2 separate regions of the Homo sapiens genome follow, and region 1 is linked to region 2. A link is a loop called in an ENCODE intact Hi-C map of the cell type or tissue named here. Cell type or tissue: A673. All regions are shown on one strand. Each heading gives the region's core, and the rest is flanking DNA. Links, peaks and the distances in the headings are about the cores only. Region 1 overlaps LOC102724527 (a long non-coding RNA gene). Region 2 overlaps SLC13A1 (solute carrier family 13 member 1).

The links. A loop is a pair of places that touch in the nucleus more often than their neighbours do. Peaks named below come from ENCODE experiments on the same cell type or tissue, not always from the same donor. Only the 100,000 strongest peaks of a DNase experiment are listed, where the experiment ranks them.
Region 1: a loop joins it to region 2, with 5 times the contacts of the local background. A loop is called at or near these places in 35 of 110 quality-filtered maps.

What each region holds. Positions count from the first base shown.
Region 1 is chr7:122,216,922-122,222,314 of GRCh38, forward strand. It overlaps LOC102724527 (a long non-coding RNA gene), which reads left to right. Exons shown (of 6, transcript XR_007060500.1): 5 at 1-107; 6 at 1,221-2,356. Among named protein-coding and RNA genes, the nearest start is that of AASS, 75 kb to the left of the region's middle. In A673, for the core only: a CTCF peak has its summit at 2,523 (motif pointing right); a DNase peak (open chromatin) is centred at 2,550.
Region 2 is chr7:123,146,231-123,151,623 of GRCh38, forward strand. It overlaps SLC13A1 (solute carrier family 13 member 1), which reads right to left. Exons shown (of 15, transcript NM_022444.4): 7 at 929-1,080. Among named protein-coding and RNA genes, the nearest start is that of SLC13A1, 51 kb to the right of the region's middle. In A673, for the core only: a CTCF peak has its summit at 2,757 (motif pointing left); no DNase peak of the experiment used is centred there.

The sequences.
Region 1 (5,393 bases), core at 337-5,336, 930 kb before region 2:
AAGTATTCAAAAGTCTCTAATGGGATTCATTTTAATTATTGTAACAGAAAAAGAAATTCTTGGTCCCCAACATGGAAATCCAAGATGCAAGGAAATCATAGGCTCTGGTAAGTGCTTTCCAAAAATATATGTGAATTTTTTTTTTTTTTGGCTCAGTTGGAGTTACCTGATTCATAGGTCACTAGCAGGGGGCACGTCATTGTGGGTCCCTTCAGAGACTGTCCTCATGCATTCATCAGTCACACTTCCATATGTTAAGTATCACATAGAGCTGGAGCTACAGTACAAGGGAATTTGAACACAAAGGCCTGAAGTTGAAAGCCCCAAAACTGAAAATGCTCCAAGTAATCCATGACTCACCTTGTTTGTATAATTGCAACACACAAACATACAAGTTAATCCTGTCTGGAGTACAAAGATGACATGAGCCAACGACTTCATGGCTAAACTCCTGGTTGGGTCAAGATTCTGAGTACAGTACAACTGGCTTTGCAACAGTCAGATGATACTGTATCTGGGCTATCTGATATAGAAGAATATGTAGAGAGGAAATGTGAGTGGCAAAAAGAATATCGAATTCCCGGCCCAACCCAGAATATTCTAAGTGTTGGCAATAGTAGAAAAGGCTATGGCTGCTGAGACGTCCTTCCAACAATAAAATTGTCTCTTTATGAGATCTTCGAATGATAAAGTAAAGTTTTGCATTTAAATGTAATCAAGTTGTTTAAAAATACATAGCAATGGAAAATGTTAGGAAATTCTACCTAAACACAAATGTGTAAAATGATAGTTAATTTTATTTTTGACATTAGTTTAGCATTCCAGCTAAACCTGGGTAAAATTTGAGATTTTAATGAGATGCTCATATAAGGAGAGCTAAATTTCAATATAGCTGTAGTTTTCCTATAGCAGAAACTGCTCATTTAATTCGACAGAAGAGCTATAAATTCAAGCATAAGTGCCAATACATACGGTAACAAAAAAAATCATAAAAGAAACTCTCTTTCATATTTAACACTGGTTCTCTGCCCCAACTACAATTAGATTCACTTGGGGAAATTTTTAAAAAATATTGATGCCTGGACGCCACTCCAGGTTAATTGTGTCATAATGAAATGGGGAGTGGGGGGGTGGGAAGGCACAGATGAAGCTCAGAAGCTCCTCAGGTGACCCTGTTCTGCACCACGATCTACAACGATTCTCAATCTTGCTGTACTTAGAATCACCTGGGGAAGAAACCGCTGCAGACCAAATTGCATCTTAGATCCATTAAATCAGAAACTTGGATTGCTGGATTCAGGTACAAGTATTTTTAAAGCTCCCTAAGTGATTATAATGTATAGCCAAAGTTGAGAACTACTGCTTTGGAGCCACTGGTCTAATGGAACAAATTGCATTGATTTACTTCCCTTAATATTACTATGTATAACTAACTAAATAAGATGTATTATTTTATGTTTCTTCTTAATATTGGCATAAACCAATAAATTAGTGTATGTATGTTTCATTGTTAGAAGAATATATGAATATTATTTTTGTACCAGATATTCCATCAGGAGCAGAAACGTTCACAGAAAAGGGGCACAAATTTTAGGGGCAGAGTAAGATGTGAACCATACAATCAGCTCTGAGCATCCTCCTCTGCCCATTTGCCTCATATGGTTTTAAGGATGGTAAGTGCAGATAAAGCTGTGAATGAGAAGAGGAACAGAGCAGTCATCATGGAACATGAGAGAGAAGCTATGTATTCAAGGCCCCAGAACCACAAGTAGAAGGAGCCTGGATCCCAGATAATTTTGTGGGTCCCATAGTCCTGAATTGCCTGCCCAGGCTTTAACATGAAAGAGAACAATTTCTCTATTTCATTTAAACCACAGTTATTACAGGGTCTCTTTCAACAGCCAAACCTATTACCTAACTAACACAAGTCATGACCAGGTAGTCTTGCTAACAGAATATCTCATATTCAATTAAGTGTTTTAAATATATACCATTGTTACTGCACCTGAACAACCGAAAACTTCTGTGAGAAGACCAAAAATCTATACTTAGTAGAAATTTTCCTTCTTAATTTTAGCATCTACAGAAATGTGCCCCATATTTTGTCCTGTGAATGACTTTCAAAAGTTCAGACTTGTGTAATGCCCTATAAGTTGAACCAAATATTAATTTCTTTGCAATATATAAAGATTTTATTTAACATAGTGTAATATAAAGATAATATATGTCTAATGTAGTAGATGTCAAGTACAGTATGTGTTTGGTATTTAGACCTTATAAAAAAAATTTTTCTAGCTCTTGTCTACCATGTAGGTAACATATTCCCATTTTATAAATAAAGCAATTCCAGAACATGTTTCAATTCTCTTAATTCCATGGTTTTTTCTATATTATCTCATGTTGCAGTTAAATTTAATTTCAAATTTATACTATTTTAAAATCATTATTGGTATTTCTGCAAATTGTAGTTAGTTTCCATTTGAAATTATTTTCCTCACAATTGTGCTTATGCTGCAATTCACAATGATGACACTGGATGGCACCAAATTTTACCTTTTAAAGTTGATTTTCCATTTAAACTATGACTGGTGCACAGCAAATATTTAAGTTACAGAACTTACTCAAAAACTGAATACTTTAATCACATAAATACAAACCCTAATTCCCAAGTCAATGATAAAAACCAACATAATTGCACCACATGTTTGTAACTGAAGAAACAAATTATGTGCATAAATGAAGATTACAATTCTAAAGTGCTGACTGAAAGTGTATTGTATGTAATAACATCAATGGGTGTTTAAACTTGAAATTGTGTAAACCAAAGGAAAACTGTTCAAATACATGAGTCACAGCAAATTCTAGGAAACTTGTAGTATCAAGACAAAGAAAGTAATGCAAATATGCTCCAGTCATAAGATTTCAGGTTGGAGAATACCTAAAGCTTACTGCAACCATCTATTTTCTTGGACAATCTACTCTGAGAGTTCACTCTGATGTTTCATGCCCTTGGTGAGTTTTCTAGTCTTGCCATGGTCCATAATTTTCATATCAGTATGGCCGTCACTTGAAGGTAATAAGCCTTCAAGATGCAGTTCCTGGAAGATGAGTTCCTGGCTCAGGCTTCCTCTTTCCTCTTCCCTCTGAAGGGAATTTATACATTGAATCCCAAATTGTATATGCTGGCTGATTGTGCATCATAACCAGTCTTTGCACACACTACCACTCAAAAATTAAGTGCACAAGAGAAGGAGGAAAACCAGAAGAGTATAATACAATGGAAGGCAAGATAAGAACCTTGTGAGACTACTACTTTCTTCCAATTGAGCAGACCATTAGCTGGGCGTTGTGGCGGATGCCTGTAATCTCAGCTACCGGGAGGCTGAGGCAGGAGAATCGTTTGAGCCCTAGAGGTTGCAGTGAGCACGAGATCATGCCACAGCACGGCAGCCTGGGCAACAGAGCAAGACTTCGTCTTAAAAACAAACAAACATAAAACAAGCAATTAGACCAAAAATATTTGTAATTGTCCTTGACTCCTCTGTTTTTCTCACATTGCAGACCCAATCCACTAGCAGAGCTCATTGACTGTCTTCAAACATGCACAGTACAGGTCACTTCACTCCACTTCCTCTACTATAACTCCAGTCTAAGCCACAATCACTTCTTGCCTTGGTTATTTCAATGGTGTCATAACTGGTCTTGCTGCTACCACCTTGCTTCCCCCAACCACTGTCAACACAGCTACCACAGTGATCCTGTTAAATGTGATGTATCACTCTGTTGTTCAAAGTCCTTCAATGGCTTTCTCATCTTCATTGGTTGGAAAAAATATGACTTTTTAGGTTAAATCTTTATATTTCCTTATGGCAAAAATATGCATTGTCATTGTAATGAAATCCATCATTTCTAAAATGGATAATATAGTGAAATTCCCAGATAACTTTCTCATCCTAGTAAATACTACTGTTGATAGATTGATACGGATACACATTTTATACAAATGGGATTGTAATATAATATTCTTCTGCAAATTACTTTATTGGCTTAACTTTATATCTTTGGACATTGCTCTATGCCACCATATATATATATATATATATATATATATATATATATATATACACACACACACACACACACACTTACCTCACTTTATTATCTGCAGCACAGTGGTTCATTGAATGGTTTTGCTGTGATTTAATTCACCAATATCCAATATATGGACATTGGATTTAGTTTAGAAAGCTTTTTAACAACAGTACTGCAGTGATCATCACTGCATAAGCATTTTTTTATACATATGAGTATATGTCTGTGGGTAAAGTCCTAGAAATGAAATTGCTGGGCCACAGGGTGTAAGAGACATAAATTAGTGTGATTGCCTTAATTCTCCTAGTTGCCATATCTATTCTCCAGTCCTTCTTGTAAGGAAAACCTCTTCTTCTTCCCAGTTCTTCTCAGGTTTTACATGGAAATCACAGTGTTTTGATATGCCCCTCGTATCCCCTGGCCATGGCAGAGTTGATTCTCTCCATCCTGTAGATGAGATTAATGAGTCTCAAAGAGCTATGGTAAATGGACAGATTCCACATGTTTAGTGAGTGTATGAAATAAAAGTCAAATCAAAGTCCATATGAACACAAAAGTTGCGTTCATTATCCTGTGTTGTGCTTTTATACATATATAAATAATTCTGTTGAAAACATCTGAATATGGAAGCTAATTGGCTTCTATGGGACTCGAGATCTAGACTCTGGTTAAGTTTGTGCATTTCTGAGCAAGAATAAAGGAGAAAGTCCCAACCCTTGCATCTAAATATTTTGGCTTCACAGTAATACAAATCAATGCTTCCCAATATTCATGGACTGAGTATTTTACATTTCATCTGGATGTTTGGGGGTGGTGGAGAACAACAGAATGTGATTGAGCACATACAGTGCTCCAAGAGAGATGTTTCTGTTCATTGTGGCATTTGTAATTCGAGGAAGAAAAACTGGTAGCAATAGAAACATTCATTTATTTGGGCCAGATAAAGCACTCAGATACTGTTGATATTTATAAGCCATAATATAGTTGTAGCGATAAGGCAAAAATAAGGCTGCGAAATTCCTTGTGTTACATGGGACATGTTTCAAGGAGAGATGTTTGTTTCTCTGTGGCAAAATTTTCTATTACTCTTCTCTGAAATCACTGTGGTCTGGAGCAACCTTACCCATCCAATCCCCATGTGGTTCTCAAGCAGACAGTATTGCGTGTGGAGCAAACCTAAAAAGTGAGTCAATCTGCTTCAACACAGCCCCTTTCTTAAAGTATATATATTTCCTGTTATAATAAAACCAACATCAACATGAGATGATGATAAGGATGATGATGATAAGAAGAGTTAACAT
Region 2 (5,393 bases), core at 74-5,073:
AATTCATAATGTGGCCGGGTGCAGGGGCTCATGCCTATAATCCTAGCACTTTGGGAGGCCAAGGCAGGTGGATCACTTGAGATCAGGAGTTTGAGACCAGCCTGGCCAACATGGCAAAACCCCGTGTCTACTAAAAGTACAAAAATTAGCTGGGTATTACGGTGCATGCCTGTAATCCCAGCTACTCGGGAGGCTGAGGCACGACAATCACTTGGCAAAAGTTGCAGTGAGCTGAGATCGCACCACTGTCCTCCAGCCTGGGCAGCAGAGTGAGACCCTGTCTCAGAAAAATAAATAAGTAAGTAAAATAATTCACAATGTAAGTACCTGCAAATTGAGGATTTTTTAACCCAAGTGTTCTACCTGTTGAATCCACAGATTCCCATTTCTGCAATGGAATTGTCATCACAGTTCCAAACATATTAACAGTCATATATCTGTTTGTAGAATACTTTATTACTGACACTTATTACAATTGTTCAATCTTTCAAATCTTTTTTGAATTCCAAAGCCAAGCCTTCCAAAATTAATACCTCTGTTCACCATTCATTACTTAAGTTCACATGTTGGTCCCCAAACCCTACATAAATTGTCCCAAGAAAATAATTCCTTTTCACTTTAGTTAACTACCATTTGTGGTATTATTTTCAATGAAAAATGTTTTTCCTGTTTGTTAAGGGTGGTCAGCCAAGAGTTATCCCCTCTGAGCTGACCTGGGAAATCTGTTGGCACAAGTTAATTCAGTATTCCCTGAATATTTAATTCTCAGTATAAAGGAAGGTCTGTAGATCTATAGATGTCCTGAAGGGAAACAAGGGAGAGTTAACATAACATCTCTGTACTTGAATTCTCTGAATCAGGTAAGAATAATTTTTATAATTTTTGTGCTGCCCTTATGTTAAATCACCAATCCAATAAGGTTACTTACGTATTGAAATACTCTGCAAAGATCAAGTTGGTGGAGGTACCAGTGATTGTTGTCAGTCCACCAATGGTAGAAGAGTAGGCAATGCACAAACACGTAAGTTTACGTGTCACGTGGCCCTTCTTTGTTCGATATTTGGTTCTCATGCCTGAGTTCTGTTCAACAACAACAAAAAACTACCATGAGAACTGCTCTATATTTGTTATGGACTGAATATTTGTGTCCCACCACCCGCACCAATTCATATGTTGAAACCCTAACTCCTGATGTGATTGTATTTGGCAATGGGGCATTTGGAAGATACTGTACCTTCCTTTGAGGATGTGGCCCTGGTCTGATAGGATTATGTCATTATAAGAGGACACATGAGAGAGCTTGATTCCTCTCTCTCTCTCTCTCTCTCTCTCTGCTATGGAAAAAGCCACAAGAAGGCATCTGTCTGCAATGCCAGGAGAGAGCCCTCACCAGACACTGACCCTGCCAGACCCTGATCCAATCTTCAGAACTGCAAGAAATAAATTTTTATTGTTTAAGCCACTTAGTCTGTGGTGTTTTGTTATGGTGATATGAGCTGACTAATATAGCATTTATCTTTCCATCAATAGAGATGTAGCAATAAAAGTATTTAAGCTGAAGCCACTGAAATATTTTAAAAACCCAATTTCATTCATTTCTTCATCCTTCTTTCTTGTCTCTTACCCAACTCTTCCCCCATGTCTTTCCTTCTCACCACTACTCCCAAAGCTTTTCATTATTTTTCTGTTGATACTGGTGGTACATACTCAATAAGTCCCTAAACTTCTTTAAGAAGGGTTTCCCCATCTACACACCTTAATGGATGGTTCCCAGGGGATATTACTCCTGAAGTGGAATGTTTTCAACACCATATACCTCAGCATTGAGAGATAAGTCAGTGTCCTCTTTGCTCCCACTGTCTATTCCAGAACATTAATCCTCCACTCACACAAAAAATAAATCCATTTTTTTTAAGGATCATGTAACTTGGATATCTCTTTCTCTCCCCATTCCTTTGACCATTATATTTTGATCTCCTGGTCACCCACTGTCATTTAAGATAACATTTGCACTCAGCACTTAATCATCTTCCTTAGTCCAAATCTTGTCAGTGACTGAATGACTACACTATGTTCATGAATAGCCCTTCAAATATCCTGGCCTCACAGATTTTTTATCTCATTTCCAACGATTTTCAGTTCTCCACCTCAGTCACCCCACCCCCATAGTTATACCTTGGACAATGGCACATCCTGAAATGGTTTCACTTGGGGAATCACTAGTCCAAATGTAAGTGTTTTATTTAAGAGATGACTTTCTAGGGTGTAAGCCAAAAGCAACTTCATTCTTTTTCTCACCCATGACCCTGTAAACACCCTTTGTTGGTTTGATTCTTCCTCTTCCTGTGGCGAAATTCAAAGAAGAACCAATAACTTTTCCGGTCATTTCATTTAATGAATGGTTTTTCAGTTATGTTTAGTCAGGAGAATAGCTTCATTTCAGTAGTTAAACAGTGCCCTATTTAATAAGAAAAATCCCAAATTTTAAACTTAAGCATTCTCTTATCCCCTAGATCAGGCCTGCTTGAAAACCCATAGCTGGAAGGAGGTTTGTGAGTTTGACTTTCTCTTTCTCTCCTAGTTCCAATTCTTCTCACCACTTGCTACACTCAGTTTTTAAACCTTCAACATTTGGAATGTCAAGAGAAGAACAGGATCAGGAGAGGAGTGGTAAGGATTAGGAGAAGTCTTATTTGACTGTGTATTAATTTTAAAATGGTATTAGTACTTTCCAGGCATGGTGAATTTTTGAAATGACTCCATCTGGTGGGCAATTTTATGAGATTTTATGAGACTCCTATTATCCAAATAAGAACATCAGATTGTTGTTCTTTCTATGTAGGTAACACACATCTTCTGCCTGGTGACGTATGACACACTCATGGTGTCTGCATGTGATAGTCTACCTGGTCTCTTTATGTTGAAATCCACTTATGCTGTCAAAAATCCCTTCTGGAGGAAGTTGCCTTTCAAATGATCCCACATGACACTCCTCCCACATGTTTCCTACATATGGTCCAAGGGAAACAGTCACCTCTGTCCTGTTGTCAGTGACAGTGCAGCTGAAACTTGATTAGGTAAAGAAATTCAGCCACGAGTTTTTACTTTATAATTTTTCAAGAATGTGTCAAACACTAATCCGTTGACCTTTTCTAAGTCTAAGGTGGTAGATAGCAAGTTCTCCAAGTAGTAGTTTCTTAACGTCTATCTCACCTTGTTAAGTAGGAGACTCTTCCCTTCTTTCGACTGTGATGGTACAAGTGGCAGGGGGTTGGGGCACTGGGGAAATACTCCAACTTTCTCCATAAGCAGACTGTCTCTCAGCCTTCTCATTTTAAACACTAAGTTTAAGAGTCTAAAGCTGTTTTTTGGTCACCTCACTTGCAAGTACTGTGGAAATGAAATGCAAAAATACCTAAGTGTGTGCTTGATATTATAGTTACTCAGGGGTAGAAAGAGTATCATTTTACCATCCTGGTTATCAAGAAATTGGCACAGTTATCACAGTTTCTTCTTCCAACTTTGCTGTTGAATTAATTCTATCTCTACAGTCCTTCAACTGCACTGGCAAATCTAAGTCAATAAAGTATGTAGTTATGCCCAGTTATGGTCCTCTCCTTTCTTTACTTCCATCCTTATTCAGTTTAGATTCCATGGTACACCATTTCAATAAATTTTCTTAAAAAAACTCCAAACTCTCTTTCTTGTCTTTTCTTGAATGGTAGTTCTTTATGAAAATTCCAACTGATTTATAAACCCAACCATTCTCTCTCTCCATGTCATGTCTGCTTCTGAGTAGCCAGCTACTGTTGTTAAAAATTACATGCACAGTAGAGCAGATGGGATCATTCATGATCACAAACATCCAGTGCTGTAATGATGTTGCTCCTCTACCCTACTGTGTTTGCATAACCAAATTACTCTACCTCTTTCCACAAGGAAATATAAAACCTTCTTTATTATCTCTATACGTCCCTCTTAATGGTCCTTCTCAGTCTTTACAAGTAGCTTTGCCTCCTACTTCACAGAGAAAATAGAAGCCAGCAGACAATGGTATCACTGTGAAATGTAGAAACCTACTTGCATTTGCCCCATCTTCCTGTTCTCTACATAATTAATAGAGTCAATGTTTCTCCTCCAACTTCTTGTTTCTGGACCACAGTCTCTCAGATTTTCTCAGAAACCTTCCACTACAGACTATTGGAATTTTCATCAACATTTAATTATTTTTGAGCCATCCTTACAGAAGAAAAACAAGAAAGACTTCTTAACCCTCCTTTCAAGTAAACTATTGTCCTAACTCCATTTTCACAGCCAAACTACTCGAAAGAGTTGTTTACATTCACTGACTCCATTTTCTTAGACACTTCCATCTTGCTTGTCTCCTCATTCCACCCACAATGCACTTCCTGTGATTATCAGTAATCCCCTCAGTGCTAAGTTCAATAGGAACCTTTCAATCTCAACTTTGTAGTCCCCTTAGCAAGCATCTAAAAGAGTTTATCTCTTCTTTTTACTGAAAAAACTCTGCTTTGGGTTTCTGTGATATCTCACTCTTTGGATTTTTCTATCTCTGCCTGTTTTTCTGTCTCCCTTGCCAGTTATTTTGCCTTCCATCCTTCCTTAAAACTGGAATTTCTTTAAGCTGTCACAGGCCCTTGTCTCTCCTCACTCTAATGTTTCTCCTTTAAAAATATCTTATTTTTATTGATTTAATGACTATTTTTATGCCAGATCACCAAACTTCTGTCTTCAGCCAGGCTCCTCCATCTAGACCCATGTATCCAATTGCCTGTTCAACATAATTTGAGGGCCAGGCACAGTGGCTCATTCCTGGAATCTCAGCACTTTGGGAAGCCGAGGCAGGTGGATCACTTGAGGTCAGGAATTCTAGACCAGCCTGGCCAACATGGTGAAACCCTGTCTCTACTAAAAATACAAAAATTAACCATGCTTGGTTGCAGGCACCTGTAATCCCCACTACTTGGGAGGCTGAGGAAGGAGAATTTCTTGAACCTGGGAGGCAGAGGTTGCAGTGAGTCAAGATTGCATCACTGCACTCCACACTCCAGCCTGAGCAATAGAGCAAGACCCGTCTCAAAACAAAACAAAACTATATATATATATTTGAATATATGTGTGTGTGTGTGTGTGTGTATATATATATATATATGTATATGTATAATATCTTCAATAAAACTCCAATCTGAAAATGTTCAGGACCAAGGCTATTACTTCTTTTGTCAAACCTAGTTTGTCAGGATCACTTATATAAGCTGATGTCATCACCATCACTATAACAACAAACACTTATAGTGTCCTTAGCATGTAATAAGCACTGTCCAAGTTAAAATCAATTAAATGTTTTAATTCATTTACGTCTTACAATACAA